Regions from separate parts of the Homo sapiens genome. Here region 2 is linked to region 1. Evidence: read pairs that join two places in POLR2A ChIA-PET (ENCODE). Cell type or tissue: OCI-LY7. All regions are shown on one strand. Links, peaks and the distances in the headings refer to the core of each region. The heading gives the core; the rest is flanking DNA. Region 1 holds the start of TMEM63C (transmembrane protein 63C). Region 2 has its middle 28 kb from the start of IRF2BPL.

Region 1 (2,899 bases), core at 144-2,643:
CCATCAGGAGGCCCTTGCAGCCTCAGCTTCTCAGCGCTGGGACTGTGGGGTGCGAAGAGAAGACAGGAAGAGGCCCCTCCAGTCTGCCCTTTGGTGGCTGGGGAGTCAGAAGACCTGCATGTAGGTAAGATACCTGGAGAACTCACTCCACCCTCTGTGCCTCAGTTTCCTCATCTGGCTCTGGCTCTAAAATGTCGCTCTCTCCTTGCCTCAGTTTCCCTCCAGGGAAGGTCATCTGTCCCAGGGAGAAGAACAAGGTGAATTCACTTCTAAGGGGAAAGTTCACTTCTAAGGGCAATAGACGGAATGTAGCCCATTTCTCCCAGGGACAGGGGCCGGAGAGAGAACAAGGATAAGGTGATAACAGAGGGTGGTGCTAAGAGATGGACCCTTTCTTGAGGGAAAACACATCTTCCTGGAGCGCTGCAGGCTGTTGAAGGAGAAAGTTCATCTCCTCATTCCCATCAGCACGGGCCTTCCTCTCCTCAAAGCCAACTCTCATTCTTTCCTTGAACCCACAAGAACAGCACACGCTCACACCCCCTCTGCTCACTTAGGTGTTTTTCATGAGCAATTTTCTCCTGTCCCCAGACAATCTAATTGCTGCTTACACCCATGATACCCTGGAGCCCCATGCGGAAGTTGCAACTCCCTGCATTCTCAGGGATGAGGAAATGGGGTGCTGGGGTGGGGGGAGGTCCTGGGGTCTAGAGAGGAAGAAGGGCCCCTGCCCCTCCAGAGGGCATTCGGTGAAGGCAGTGCCTGGGAGGCCAGCTCTGTAGGGCCTGCTCAGTGACCTTGGTCAAGCCACAGCACCCCTGGGCCTCAGTTTCCCCAGGGCCTTCATCCAAACACAACGTTCCTCTCTCAAGGCCAGGGCGAGTAGGGAGGCAAGAGCCTTTCTTTGGAAGCACATGGGGAAAGGGTGGCATTGTTCCCCTGGGGGCCCAGGAGCCCAGCCCGCCAGGCAGCAGCGCAGCAGTGACGTTGTCATAACCCATAACGGCGGAGCAGACTGCCCCCTCCCGTCCCAGCCCAGAGAGTGGGCGGCAGAGCCCCGGGGAATCCCTGGGTGGGGGAGAGGGTAGCCCCGAGCGGTAACTCCCACCTGGCTGTCAGGCAGGAGGCCGGGGACCCCCCAAGCAAACCTCCTACCCACCTCCGTTCCCCCAACCCAGTGAAGACCGGTCTACTAAAGCCACGCCCTCCCGGGTGGGCGGCTCAGGCCACCCTTTCCTGGGTACAAGCTAGAGACAGCCAGCGTGGCAAGGGACTGTGGCGCAGTCTCCCCTACCCCCATCCCTCCCAATGCAAGGTCTCAGAAAGCACAGAAACAAGCAATCCTTCCCCGCCCCCTCCCCGTGCGGGACCTGGATCCGGCGCCCCTTCTTCCCGGCCCGACCAGCCCCGGTCACCGCACCCGCATCGCGTGCTCACCACATTTGCGTCCTCAGCACCGCGGCCCCAGCCCCAGGCTCGGCGCTCAGGCCGCCAGGCTGCAGTGACAGGCTCCACGCTCCCCACCTGGGAGGAGACTGCCAGCGGGTCCTCCTCCTCGCCGGCTGGGCGAAGCCAGCCCCACCTGGCAAGGGACTGTCAGCAAATTCCTCTCTGCATCACTGTGAGAGAGGCATCCCGGCTCCTCCCAAGCAGGGGCCAACCTTGGCCCCGCCCCAAAGCTTCTCTGACCTGCCGGGGAACCCAGGCTGGCAGATCCTACGCGAAGACCCAGGCTCCGCCTCAGAGACCCTGTCGCTACCAGGAACCATCTGCAAATTACTATCTCAAACACACAAGGCTGCCGGTCCCTGGTTCCAGCTTGCTCCAGCTGCCCTGATGCATTGGGCCTTGGCAGCTCCTTTGCCACCTCCCCTCGCCCTCCCTGAGGCATGTCGCCTTTCCCAGTCTCCTTAGTCCCATCAGCCAGAAGCAAGAAAAGCCACTCCACTCCCACAAAGATAGCCCTCTGCCCCGCCCAAGGACCAGGTCCTGGCACCAGCCTAGTGGCTGGTACCCAGCTGCTACCCAGACTCCTTCTACAGCAAAGGAGTGATCTACAATTGGCCACAGCCCCACCAGGGAGGGCCAAGGGAGTGAGCTGGGTCATTTCCGGTTTGCGGTGGGCCACAATCCTGCAGGTATCAGAGTTTCATCAAAGTCCTGCCCACTCTGCTATAGACACTGGTTTTGACCCCGAGGACAGGTGCCAGTGTTTGCAACCCCCAAAGACCAGTGTGCAAAACAAGGGGCAGTAGTAAACAGCCTCTCCCTCCCAGGCAGGGGCCTAGGCACATTTATGTCATCGACATTATCTGGCACTTGCAGTACAATAGCTGATGGGAAAGAAGCCACTGCCCAATGCTCTCTGAAAGTGACTCCCTTTCACCAGTTAGGGCTGTTAACAATATGATAAGAATGCCATAGAGGAAGCCCTGTGAACACAAGGTCATGAGGTGCCAGAGGAGGGGGTCAAAGGCTGGTTATGCTTTCATGGGTTGATTTCCCCATAACCAGCAGCACAGCACCCCCTTCCACACAACCGTATCAGGCTGGCGCACTCTAGTCATCTCCCTCTTCCCCTGACCCCCTGGTTCTCATGACCCAACCACCCCACGAAGACCCAAGGGTGAGCCACATAGACAGACTCTGTCGAAGTCTATCCATTATCCACTCACTCGCCCAGGCTGGAGTGCAGTGGTGTGATCTCGGCTCACTGCAAGCTCCGCCTCCCAGGTTCACGCCATTCTCCTGCCTCAGCCTCCCGAGTAGCTGGGACTACAAGCTCCCGCCACCACGCCCGGATAATTTTTTTTTTTTGTATTTTTTAGTAGAGACGGGGTTTCACCGCGTTAGCCAGAATTGTCTCGATCTCCTGACCTCGTGATTCGCCCGCCTCAGC
Region 2 (2,899 bases), core at 298-2,797, 180 kb after region 1:
GTTACACCACTGCACTCCAGCTGGGGTGGTAGAGCAAGAACCCCGTCTATTTTTTTGAGACAGAGTTTCACTCTTGTTGCCCAGGCTGGAGTGCAATGGTGCAATCTTGGCTCACTGCAACGTCCGCCTCCTGGGTTCAAGTGATTCTCCTGGCTCAGCCTCCCGAGTAGCTGGGATTACAGGCATGCACCACCACACCTGTTTAATTTTGTATTTTCTTTTTTAGTAGAGATGGGGTTTCTCCATGTTGGTCAGGCTGGTCTTGAACTCCTGACCTCAGGTGACCCTCGGCTGCCTCGGTCTCCCAAAGTGCTGGGATTACAGGCGTGAGCCATCGCGCCCGGCCAAGACCCTGTCTCAAGAAAAAAAAAAAAAAAAGGAGAGCGATTTCCAAGAAATTTGCAGGGTTTCTGTCCCCAGGCCCAACCCCACCGTCAGCCCAGGGTAAGCTGCCATTGTTCGTGAATACCACTCATTCAGCACAAGAAGTGCGCGCACACACATACACACACACACAAATACACACTGCCTACCCCCCTGACTGTCTGGATGGAGTGAGTTGTGGGCCACGTCAAGGCAGGGCTGCAGTGGGAAGTGCTGCTTTCTGATGATTGCGGGCCTGGGGGTGGAGGGCTGGGCAGGGAGAGAGGCTGGGCCTTGGGTCTCCATGGGAGCTTGCATGGGGCTCAGAGTTTCCATTGGCGCCTGTGGGATGGGGTAACAGAGGGACTGGCCCGTAGAAAACTGCGAGACAACGAAACAGGAGGGAGGAGGAACTTCACCTCTGCACCATGAAATACCGCACCCGGGGCCTTTCGTGGAATTTGCAGAGCGCATCCTTAGATGCTCCTCACTGCAGGGGGAGAGGCATGTCCCATGGCCAATGTTTCCTGTGTGTCTGTGTATGTCAAGCCCAGGGATACGTGTCGTCCGGGCCACGTGCCACAAAATGGGTCCCACTTGGGGAGGCAATGCCCGTGGGACTCTTACAGGCAGAGCAAGATGAATGTGAGCTGACACTTCTGCCAGTGAGCGACAAAGAGCCGGTGTGCCTCCACAGAGGACAGGCCTGCTCATTAATGTGGCAGCGTCTTCATTGACAAAGCAAAGAGGCAAACAAGGCGGAAGGGAGTGAGCCACGCAGGGAGACAGTGGTGGCGTGGAAGGAAAAGGGCAGGCGTGTGCAAGTGTGTCTGCAGGGATAGGAGGGGCCCGGGCAGGGCGAGCTGAGCGGGAGGAAGAGGCTGGACAGAAATGTCTGCATCTGTGAGGAAATGTATGCGTGAGAGAGAAAGAAAACGTGAGAGGCTGTGTCTGAGAGGGAACGTAGCGCTGCGAAGTGTGTGCGTGACGACAGAGGAGAAGACAGAGGGAGCCAGGAAGGGAGGGAGGCGGCAGGGGGGGAGGCCTCTCCTCCCTCCTTCAGCCACAGGCTCTGGAAGGCCCTGCGGTGTGGACTGAGGGACAGGCAGGAGAGGTGAGATTTCATTACCTTTCCCTTTGTGTGACAGTTTCGAGTTAGAGATGTAAGACTGGAGCTATAAATAATCCAGTCACAGCTGCATCCTGGAGATTTATGGTGCATGCCAATGCCAGCCAGCTTCAGGCTGGGGAGGGGTTGGGTTTGCTTCACACAGCCAAGATGAAAGGCTGATTCCCCCCAACTAGCTCCCCCCAGCCCCAGCTGGCCCCCACCCACCCCTGTGCCTCCCTCCTGGCCCAAGGGGCCCAGAGGGGAGAAAACCTCACAGATGCTTAGACACCCTCTCTAGTCCTGAGCAGCCGGAGCCCCATGAAACCTGGCATAGTGGTGGCTCTGCTAGCTGGGGAGACCAATGGGGCAGGGGGAGCAAGGTGGGCAGAAGGTGCCTTACCAGGGCGGGCGCGCTGCCTCATGCCTGTAATCCCAGCACTTTGGGAGGCCAAGGAGGGAGGATCACTTGAGGTCAGGAGTTCGAGATCAGCCTGGCCAACATGGTGAAAACCCGTCTCTACTAAAAATACAAAAGTCAGCTGAGCATGGTGGCGTGCGCCTGTAATTCCAGCAACTCGGGAGGCTGAGGCAGGAGAATTGCTAGAACCTGGGAGGCAGAGGTTGCAGTGAGCTGAGATTGTTCCACTGCACTCCAGCTTGGGCAACAAAGTGAGACTCTGTCTCAAAAGAAAAAAGAAAGAAGGTGCCTTAGACAAGGGGCAGGCCTGGCTGGGCCTGGCAGGGCCTACAGGTGACCCAGACTATTCAGGCTTGATGAGGTCCCAAGGGGCCATGACCCTCGCCCCCGCCCCACCATTCCTATTCTTCTCAATGGGCTGGAACCCTGTTCCAAGCCTCAGCTGCAACGACTGCCAAGATGGGCTTGGTGCAAGACTCTGTGTGGGACTAGGGGGTCCTCCCAACCCAGGAGAGGGTGGCTGCACATCCCGTTGGCCTGGGGAACAGCCCATTCCCCAACTATGCAGCCAGTGCATCTGGGACAGTGGGAGAGTCACCTCCATGGATCTGTCTCCAGCGCTGCTGTGAGGGTGGAGGAGGAGGCGAGCGGAGGCATCTGGGGAACCCAGACATTGGCTTCTCCTCAGGTTCTGTGGGAGCTGGAGGAAGAGGATGAGGGTGGGGGTCTCAGGAAGAGGAGCTGGTTCCAGGCACCCCTGCTATGCCTGTGCCTCTCTGCAGTTTTCCACCAGAACAGGTATCCACCTGTGGCCCCCTCAAGCCCTAAGCTTTTGAGGGCAAAGAGCATGCAAGCTTCGCTCTCCCTGCAACCTGGGGACTGTGCGTCAATGTTTGCAGAACAGTCAGGTCCTGGTGCTGGAGTGCACCCTCCCATGGGCTGAGCCCACAGAAGGAGTTTCCTGAGAGAGAGGTGGCCAGGCCCGCCTGGGTCTGCCTCCTGGGGAC

The links. ChIA-PET counts read pairs that join two places held together with the same protein. Peaks named below come from ENCODE experiments on the same cell type or tissue, not always from the same donor. Only the 100,000 strongest peaks of a DNase experiment are listed, where the experiment ranks them.
Region 2: POLR2A ChIA-PET joins it to region 1 with 8 read pairs; 1 of 35 experiments calls an interaction of 5 or more read pairs at or near these places.

What each region holds. Positions count from the first base shown.
Region 1 is chr14:77,180,436-77,183,334 of GRCh38, reverse strand. TMEM63C (transmembrane protein 63C) reads right to left here and starts at 1,537. Exons shown (of 24, transcript NM_020431.4): 1 at 1,441-1,537. RefSeq lists an enhancer at 1,087-1,216. In OCI-LY7, for the core only: a CTCF peak has its summit at 1,028 (motif pointing left); DNase peaks (open chromatin) are centred at 1,224, 1,644 and 2,064; H3K4me3 peaks cover 1,991 bases.
Region 2 is chr14:76,999,073-77,001,971 of GRCh38, reverse strand. No RefSeq gene overlaps it. Among named protein-coding and RNA genes, the nearest start is that of IRF2BPL, 28 kb to the left of the region's middle. RefSeq lists an enhancer at 134-838. In OCI-LY7, for the core only: no CTCF peak of the experiment used is centred there; a DNase peak (open chromatin) is centred at 1,581; H3K4me3 peaks cover 565 bases; H3K27ac peaks cover 861 bases.